2 separate regions of the Homo sapiens genome follow, and region 1 is linked to region 2. Evidence: read pairs that join two places in POLR2A ChIA-PET (ENCODE). Cell type or tissue: HepG2. All regions are shown on one strand.

Region 1 (5,000 bases), 400 kb after region 2:
AATTTTTTGTTTTTACTTTTGATTTTCACTGAAGTGTAACACACATACAGAAATGTGCACAAATCGTGTTACTTCTCACTGAAGTTTCAAAAACTGAACACACCTGTGTAACCAACCAGCTGTCCCCAACCCAAAGCCTCCCCATGCCCTTCCAATCACTAACCCTCCAAGGCTAACCCCCATCTCAGCTTCCGTCACCACAGATCAGCTTTGCCCGCCCTTGAACCTCATATAAATGGCATCGTACTGTGTGTTCTTTCTTGAGACTGGCTTCTTCTGGCAACATTATGAGTTTCATCTGTGTCATTGCAAGTAGTGTAGTCTCATTGTTGTATGTTGAATGTACTGCAATTTCCTGATTCATCCAATCTAGATGGACGTTTGTTTCTGGCTTTTTGCTGTTAGGAATAGTACTACTAGGAAGGTTCTCTTCCATGTCTTTTGGTGAACATGTACTGGTGTTTCTGTTGGGTGTGTTCTAGTTGCTGGGTCCCAGGGTGTTTGTCCTAGCTTTATCACGTATTGTAAAAGTGTCTTCCAAAGTGGTTGAACCACTTTCACTTTCATTCCCAGCGGCAGCGAATGAATGAAAATTCCACTTGCTACTCGGTTTGTCAGTGGTGAGTGTATAAAGGTACCAACCATATATGGTGGTTTTCATTTGCATTTCCCTAATGATCAGGAAGGGAGAACACCTTTTTGTGTTTATTGGCTATTTGATTTTTCTTTGTTTTTGTTTTTTGAGAGAGGGTCTTGCTCTGTTACCCAGGCTGGAGTGCAGTGGCCCAATCGTAGCTCACTGCAGCTTCGACCTCCAGGCTCCAGCACTTCTCCTATCTCAGCCTCCTGAGTAGCTGGGACCACAGTCGTGCACCACCACACCCAGCTAATTAAAAACAATTTTTTTTAATTGACAGGGTTTTACCATGTTGCCCAGCCTGGTCTTGGACTCCTGGGCTCAAGGGATCCACCCACCTTGACCTCCTAAAGTGCTGGGATTACAGGCATGAGCCACCACACTTGGCCCTTTATTGGCTATTTGGAAATCCTCATTTGCAAGGTTCCTATTCATGTCTTTTTCTATTTTAAAAAAATTGGGATATGTGACTTTTTATTGATTTGTGAGTTATTTTTTATTTTTTATTTGTTTATTTTTTTATTTTGAGACAGAATCTTGCTCTGTCACCCAGGCTGGAGTGCAGTGGCACAATCTCGGCTCACTGCAAGCTCTGCCTCCTCGGTTCACGCCATTCTCCTGCCTCAGCCTCCCAAGTAGCTGGGACTACAGGCGCCTGCCACCACGCCCGGCTAATTTTTTGTATTTTTAGTAGAGACGGGGTTTCACCGATTAGCCAGGATGGTCTCGATCTCCTGACCTCGTGATCTGCCCACCTCGGCCTCCCAAAGTGCCGGGATTACAGGCGTGAGCCACTGCGCCCAGCCTGATTGTGAGTTATTTATACATTCTTGGGTACAAGTCATTTGTCTGATGTATGTATTGCAAATGTCCTGTCCCCCTTTGTGGCTTACCTTTTCATTCTCAGTAGTATATTTTGGATAAAAGGATTTGATTTTTAATTTTACCAAAGTTCTCTTCATCAGCTTTTTTCCTTTATGGTTAATGATTTTAGAATTTAAGAATTCCGTGTATACCCCTATATCATGAAGATATTCTACTATTTGTGTTCTAAAAACTTAATAATTTTGCCTTTTACATTTGGGTCTGCCATCCTCCTGAAATTGATTTTTATGTAGCATGTGAGGTAGGGGAGTCAAAATACATTTTTTTCTTTTTTTTTTTTTTTTTTTTGAGACAGAGTCTCACTCTGTTGCCCAGGCTGGAATGTAGTAGCATGCGATCTTGGCTAACTGCAACCTCCACCTCCTGGGTTCAAGTGATTCTCCTGTCTCAGCCTCCCCAGTAGCTGGGATTACAGGCGCCCACCACCACGCCTGGCTGATTTTTGTATTTTTAGTAGAGATAGGGGTTTCACCATATTGGCCAGGCTGGTCTTGAACTCCTGACCTCAAGTAATCCACCTGCCTCAGCCTCCCAAAGTGCTAGGATTACAGGCATGATCCACCGCACTTGGCCAGAATACATTTTTTTCCATATGGGTATTTAATTCAGCAGCACCATTTATTATAACAATAATTCTTCCCCCTTCAGGACAGTTTTACCTTTGTCACAAATCAATATCCATTTATATGTGGGTTTCCAAACACTCCATTCTATTGTCTGTTTGTCTGTCTTTGTTCTAGTACTGCAGTGTCTTAAATACCATAGCTTTAAATTAAGTGTTAACATTTGGCAGGGTAAACCCCCAGTTTTGCTTTTCTTCTTTAGGATTACTTTGGTTCTTCTTGACTCTTTGCATTTCTTTTTATTTTTTATAAGTTATTTTTATTGAGACGGGGTCTTCCTATGTTGCCCAGGCTGGTCTTGAACTCCTGGGCTCAAGTGATCCTCCCTCCTTGGCCTCTTAAAGTGCTGAGACTACAGGCGTGAACCACCAAGCCCAGCCAACCATGCATGTTCATACACACTTAAATATCATACTTCAATTTTAAAAAAATTGTTACACTGGGGAAGGGGGCTGAGCATGGTGGCTCATGCCTGTAATCCCAGCAGTTTGGGAGGCCGGGGTGGGCAGATCACTTGAGCTCAGGAGTTCGAGACCAGCCTGGGCAACATGATGAAACCCTGTCTCTACAAAAAATACAAAAATTAGCCAGGCTTAGTGGCTCGCACCTGTGGTCCCAGCTACTCCGGAGGCTGAGGTGGGAGAATCACTTGAGCCCAGGAGGCAGAGGTTCTAGTGAGCCGAGATTGCACCACTACACTCCAGCCTGGGTGACAGAGCAAGACTCTGTCTCAAAAATAAATAAATAAAATTGGGGAAGGGACAGAAGTTAATACAAACCTACGTAAAATAGAATTCAAAGAGTACAAGGCAGGTGAGGAGTGAAAAATCAGTTTCCTTCCTTCCCTGGGTCTCTCATTTTCTTTTTTCAGAGGCCACCATCCTCCCAGAAATGTCTATGCATATACAAGCACATCGTTGCTCTTTCTTTAACAAAGAGTAGCATATTGTACACGTTGTTCTGTAGCTTGTTTTTTTCCTCCTAATATATCTTGTAGACCTTGCTATTTTAGTGGTTGCCTGGGATTCTTTTATGACATCGATAATCTTTTTAACTTGGCCCAAATTAGGTTGTTTCAGTCTTTGTTCTCACTACAAGCAATGCTGCACTGACTTTCTTGGACCTGCGTTTTTGATGCACAGCCATTTGTAGGGTAAATTCTTAGAACTGGACTTAGCAGTATCTCATTGTCTGGCTGCAGTGTTGGGCTTCTGCATAAGATTCTTTTTGAAGTCTGAAGACCCTGGATTTGAGGCTCCTTGAGGACCCTTCTGTTCTGATAGTCTGTGACTCTAAGTTGAGTCCTAGATTACGGTTATCTAATTTCTATTCACAGGCCCCAGTCTCTTTTTGTCTCCCTAAGCTCAGACCCCAGTCCTGAGACCCTGAACCTAAGTTCCTCAGTCTTGAATTTAGAGATCAGCTTGGCATAGTGGAAGGAACAGGGTTCAGAGTGCACAGTGACTGGGTTGTGAAGCCCAGCTCTGCCCCGTCTCCCTTCCCACTGCCCTGCTTCAGCTGGGTGGCCTTGGGCTAGATGCTTTACCTCTCTGAGCCTTGGTTCTATCCTCTATATGTCAAGGGGGCTGTATGGGAGCCAGGCCCTTGTCTCTAGGATTCTCAGTTTCTGATTCTCCAGCTTTGATACCCAACCTGGGTCCCTCGTCTCTCTCTGGCTTCTCCCATATCCACTGTCTGATTCTGTCCACTTGAGCTCAGTCTAGCACAGGGCTTAAGAGCGGAGCTTTGGAATCAGACCAACTTGTCCTTCTCAGCCACTTACTACTTCACTTCTCTGGACCTCAGCATCCTCATCTCTAAAAGAGACGTAATAATACTGCCATCCCACGCTGACGGAATTGCTGTCACACAGCAAGCCCACAAGAAATGCTGGCTGCTGCCGCTATTATTAGTATTATCTCACATTCTTGTTCCCCGTTCCACAATTTTGGTTCTGGAAAGGCAGCTTAATAGAGAATCACTGACTGCCCTCCATTCCATCACCCTGTAGCTGTAGGGCTCTGTGGGGTCCTGGAGTCCAGAGCCTATGACCTGGCCACATAGTAGGAGATTCTATTACTGTGTGACAAACCACCCAGAACCCAGAAACTGAAACAATAGCAGTTGATTATTTTGCATGATTCCGTGGGTCAACTTAGTGGTTCTTTGGCTGGTCTCACTTGGGCACACTGCGGCAGCATTCAGCTGGTGTCCAGACTGGACTGGAAAGTGCAGAATGGCTGTGGATGCTGGCTGTTGGCTGGCATGCCTTGGTTCACTCACCCTCCAGCAGGCCAGCCTGGGCTTCCTTAAATGGGGGCTGCTCTGAAGGCTGAGACTCTGGAATTCACACGGCATCACTTCTGCCACATCCAGTTGGCCAAAACAAGTCATAAGGCCAGCTCAGACCAAGAAGTCTGAACCCAGGGAGAAATGGACCCCATCTGTTGCTAGAAGAAGCAGCACAATATTGTGGCCACATCTACCATGGAGCTCAGTAATTGTGTGTTGAATGAATGAGAGGTGACAGAGGTCACCTAACCACTTTGAGCCTCCGTGTCCACATGTGTAAAAGGAATCTACTTATGCCCATTTCAGTGTAAGGTCACCATAAGGAATTAAAATAATGTCATCGAGAGAATGCACAGCACAGTTTCTCAATACACAATAACCAGTGTGGATATTTTATTTATTTTATTTTTGAGAGAGTCTCGCTCCATCTCCCAGGCTGGCCTGCAGTGGTGAAATCTCGGCTCACCGCAACCTGAGCCTCTGGGACTCTACCTCAGCCTCCCGAGTAGCTGAGACTACAGGTGCACACCAGCACGCCTGGCTAATTTTTGTATTTTTTATAG
Region 2 (5,000 bases):
ATCCCTAACTCCCTTCACTGACTCTCTTTTTGGACTCAGCCTGCCTGCACCAGGTGATTAAAAGCTTTATTGCTCACACAAAGCCTGTTTGGTGGTCTCTTCACATGGATGCATGTGACACTAACATTTTTTCTTTTCCTTTTTTTTTTTTTTTTTTTTGAGATGGAGTCTGGCTCTGTCACCCAGGATGGAGTGCAGTGGCACAATCTTGGCTCACTGCAACCTCCCCCTCCTGGGTTCAAGCAATTTTCCTGCCTCAGCCTCCTGAATAGCTGCGATTACAGGTGCCCGCCACTGCGCCCGGCTAATTTTTGTATTTTTAGTAGAGACAGGGTTTTGCCATGTTGGCCAGGTTGGTCTCAAACTCCCGACCTCAGGTGATCTGCCTGCCTCAGCCTCCCAAAGTGTTGAGATTACAGGCATGAGCCAATGCACCCAGCCAAGTCTAACACTTTTTTATACAACCGACCTTCAAATATTGGTAAACATCCTTGGCCGGGCACAGTGGCTCATGCCTGTAATCCCAGCACTTTGGGAGGCCAAGGTGGGTGGATCACCTGAGGTCAGGAGATCGAGATCAGCCTGACCAACATGGAGAAATCCTGTCTCTACTAAAAATACAAAAAAAAATAGCCAGGCATGGTGGCGCATGCCTGTAATCATAGCTACTTGGGAGGCTGAGGCAAGGAGAATTGCTTGAACCTGGGAAGCAGAGGTTGCGGTGAGCCAAGATTGTACCATTGCACTCCAGCCTGGGCAATAAGAACAAAACTTCGTCTCAAAAATAAAAATAAAAAAATAAAAAAACAACCTCTATGTGCCACCTACCCCATCTTCCCTCGGCCGTTTCCCACGTAGGGTCACCTGAAGCCCCACACCCACTGCTCACTTTCCCACGGGCAAGTGAAGTGCAGCAACCACAGCCTACACTCTGAATCCTAGGGGTGTTCCCCAGAGCAGCAGAGCCACAGGAACCCCATCCCCGTCCTGGCACCTCACCCCTATCTAGAAGCTGAACGCTGTATCAGCTGATCTGGGGGGACTGATTTTTCCTGCTCCTGCTGCTGCTTAGTCATCCCACACCTGTGCAGATGTCTACTTTTTATTCAGTTTTATTTTGTAAGAAATATTTATCGGATCCTGCTGTGTACTGTCACTGGAGAGACAAAGGTGAATCACACCTGGTCCCTGCCTCACAGAGCTCCAGGCTATGGATGAAACCCACTCAAAGTCAGACCATTACCATTCAGTGAGAAACACCGTGACAGACATCAGAAAAGGGTTTTCTTTTTAAAACAAGAAACAAAAAAGCTTTTTATAGAGACAGGGTCTCACCATGTTGCCCACACTGGTCTCAAACTCCTGGACCCAAGCCATCCTCCCACCTCAGCTTCCCAAAGTGCTGGGATTACAGGCACCCATCCAACACAGGCTTTTTGACGCATCTCACTAATCCCCTGTGAAAAATCTTCCACTCTTGGTTTCCTGGGGTCAGTTTTCTTCATTTCAAGCTCAAAGTGAAAAAGAGAATACAAATATCCCTGATGGTCCTTTGTGCGGTCACAGCTGGACCCGGTATGTCCTCCCGGTTAATCCAGGGTGCTCAGGGCTCCCATTTCACTCTGAACGTCCTCTCTCCTATCGGAGCTCACCACGTCTACACCTGCAGCAGCCAGGTAGCTGCACACTAATAGAAAATCCAGCAAGTCAGAAAACTTGATTTACTCCTGTAACTTTGAGGCTACTGACTGTGTTGTTGAACTAATCCTATAACTTCCCTGCACTTTAATTTCCATGTCTGTAAAGTGGGGCAGGTGGATTCGGTCACCCTAGGTGCCACTGTATAGTGAGAGCTCCTCAGAGACAGCAGCACACCTGATCTCAGCATCCACCATCTAGTAAATACCAGGCACACACTAGGCGCTCAAAGTCTCACTGAATGTATGTGTGAATAAATGACTATATGAGAGCCATGTGGATCATGGACAAAGTCAACAAATATTTTTGAATGTCTACCAAGTACACTGTAGAATAGGGAAATAAGTAACCCAGGCAGGGCGGTGTTTTCTCCCAAATTCCCCTTACCTCCTCCTGAGGAATGGAGGGCCTCTGTACATCAGAGAGACTCTTGACACAAATAATGTTCTTGAGATGCATCATAAGAAGTTGTGATGTTAACAAGAAAAAAGTCCATTTGTCTTGGGGGTGTTTTATATTAATAGACCTAACAGACCGGAAGCCCCCTCCAATGGGACACAGGATGCAACACCCACCCCAAGTGCATGGAGGGGAAACCAGAGGGAGCAGGACCTGGAAGAACAGAGGGGTAAAGAGACTGAGGCACGGGAGGTAGGTCTGAGGAGGAGCTCCCGGCCCCTGCGGTGGCCTGGGTGTGGACTGATGCAGAACTCAGCAGCATAAGTAAAGTGGCCGCACCAGGCTCCATTTGTACATGGGATGGTTTTTCAGTAAGATTTTCTTTCTGCTAATGGGCTACATTTTCGCACACTTTCTAATACATCAGGCCCAGTTAATGGGCTACAAAACAATCATTCCATTCAACAGTCATTTATAGAATACTCCCAAAGTGCCAGACCCTGTGTAAGTTCAAGCAATACAAAAATGAACACGAACAGCTCCTGTCCTCTAAAATCCCCATCCAATGAGCTCCAGGAGGCACCTCTCCTACAACACGCCCCTGCTCTGCACGGCCCTCCTCTCTGCCCTCCACCAACCCAAATCCTCCCCCAACTCCAGCTCAAGTTCCACCCAACCAAGTCCCTCTCAGTCCCCCTGCACTCCTGCCACTTTGAGAGATGACTGCACCCATATCTCTAGGCTTTATGAAATGGATGTCATCTCCCTGGTTTTAGAATTTTCCAGAAAGAAGCCACATCAGTGATTTGCATCAGAACAAGCTTAGGCCCACCCTGAGCCTTCAACTTGGACACAGGCTCAGTCATAGCAGTCCCTGGCCCCTGCAGTGCTTTATAAACACTGCAGTAGCAAAGTCCACAATCAACTCTGTGACAAGTCAACAGGCCGAGATAATTTGAAAACGTGGAGAAAAAAGAATGGTCAAACAAAACCAAAGGGCTTTGACTCATGCCTTTCCTCTTTCCTTCTCTCAGGGAAATAAAGTCACACCCCCTGCTCTCACTCCTGCCTGGAGGCTTCCAAAAAAAGGGCTCCCTTGTTAGCCTTCCCTTCAGCCCCCATGAATATCACCCAGCATTCAAGCCCAGCCTCTCCTCTCCCTTTGAGCACATTTCCTAAAGTCTCAAATAAATGTCAAGTTTAGTGAGTGCTGATATTCTATGCCCCTAATGTTTACTTCAAGTATTATTACCTTTCTTCTTTTGCCCGGGGCCATTTCCAAACAAGGGCTGGAGCCAGGCGCCCCAGCAGCTGGGCAAACACACTTCAGGGCTCCTTCCCTCCTGTGGCTCCTGTTTCTCAAACCCTCTGAGACCTAAAGCTCTGGGGGTCTCTTCCCCCAACCCAGTTCCCTCCCCTTTAGACCAGAACAACTAAGCCATGGCCACCTTCCCGATGGACACACAAGGAGGCCTGGTGTCACCCACTGCTCCAGGGGCGGTGTTCTCGGCAGGGGAGCTGCCTCTTGTCCCGGATCCTGCTCTGCTGCCATCTTATGTGGCTGCAGAATTGGAGGGAATTGTGAACAGAGAGAGGACAGGGCAACTTCCCAGGCAACAACACTACTATTGCCGATATTTTGCCAAGGATGGGAGCAGGAGCACAGAGGGGAAACAGACCTTGTCAAAGTCTCTTCTACCAACACTTAGTATCCACTTTCCTGCCAAATATTCAGATAGAGAGGGTCATTGAAAGGTATAAGGAAATCCAAGCAAGAAAAAAAGATTTGAGGAAGAAATCATGAGGCATTGGGGTGTGAGGAGGCGGGAAAGAGTACAGGAGAGAACTGGCACAGCTGCCAAGTTATCAGTCACCTTCTTATGTTCTTAAGAATGCTGAATTTCTTTTGTTTGACCAGTTTCACCTCCCAGATTCCCATAAAGCACATGGTCTAATCTGTTACGTAACAGCAAGACAGCGTCACCTCACCTGTTCTCGCCCTCAAATGGGAACGCTGGCCTGGGACTAAAGCATAGACCACCAGGCTGAGTATCCTGACCTGAGTCATCCCCAGGGATCAGGAGCCTCCAGCAGGGAACCTTCCATTATATTCTTCAAGCAACTTACAGCTGCACCGACAGTTGCGATGAAAGTTCTAATCTCTTCCCTCCTCCTGTTGCTGCCACTAATGCTGATGTCCATGGTCTCTAGCAGCCTGAATCCAGGTAAACAAGACTGTCTATGAAGGGGAAAACGGGGGGAGAAATGTGGCAAAACAGGCCACAGACACATCAAAATGCAGCTTCTCTTAGCTATGGGGGATGGGGCAAGTGAGCCTTTCTCAATGCCAGTTTCCTCCTTTACAAAAAAACAGCAAACTGTACTTACACCCAAACAATGTTGAGAGAGTTAAACGAGATATTGTATGTGAAAATATCTGCAACTGGCCGGGCGCGGTGGCTCACTCCTGTAATCCCAGCACTTTGGGAGGCCAAGGCAGGGCGGATTACAAGGTCAGGAGATCGAGACCATCCTGGCTAACACGGTGAAACTCCATCTCTACTAAAAATACAAAAAATTAGCCAGACCTGGTGGCACGCACCTGTAGTCCCAGCTACTCAGGAGGCTGAGGCCAGAGAATTGCTGGAACCCAGGAGGTGGAGGCTGCAGTGAGCCGAGACGGCACCACTGTACTCCAGCCTGGGTGACAGAGTGAGACTCCATCTCAAAAAAAAAAAAAAAAAAAAAAGGAAAGAAAAGAAAAGAAGATATCTGCAATTGTAGCTGATCCCCCTCACACACACGTACGTATGTATGTATATACTAGCTCAACAAAGATTTGCTCCCATGCCTTCTCCCCCAACACTTTTCCAAAAGAGTAACATAATTCTCATGGCTAAACT

Evidence for each region. ChIA-PET counts read pairs that join two places held together with the same protein. Peaks named below come from ENCODE experiments on the same cell type or tissue, not always from the same donor. Only the 100,000 strongest peaks of a DNase experiment are listed, where the experiment ranks them.
Region 1: POLR2A ChIA-PET joins it to region 2 with 7 read pairs; 1 of 35 experiments calls an interaction of 5 or more read pairs at or near these places.

What each region holds. Positions count from the first base shown.
Region 1 is chr19:42,044,783-42,049,782 of GRCh38, reverse strand. The region is part of intron 11 of GRIK5 (glutamate ionotropic receptor kainate type subunit 5); the gene reads left to right. Among named protein-coding and RNA genes, the nearest start is that of GRIK5, 23 kb to the left of the region's middle. In HepG2, no CTCF peak of the experiment used is centred here; no DNase peak of the experiment used is centred here; H3K4me3 peaks cover 1,028 bases; H3K27me3 peaks cover 713 bases.
Region 2 is chr19:42,442,076-42,447,075 of GRCh38, reverse strand. CXCL17 (C-X-C motif chemokine ligand 17) reads left to right here and starts at 4,130. Exons shown (of 4, transcript NM_198477.3): 1 at 4,130-4,322. The coding sequence starts at 4,244. The region is part of intron 1 of LIPE-AS1 (LIPE antisense RNA 1); the gene reads right to left. In HepG2, no CTCF peak of the experiment used is centred here; a DNase peak (open chromatin) is centred at 3,005.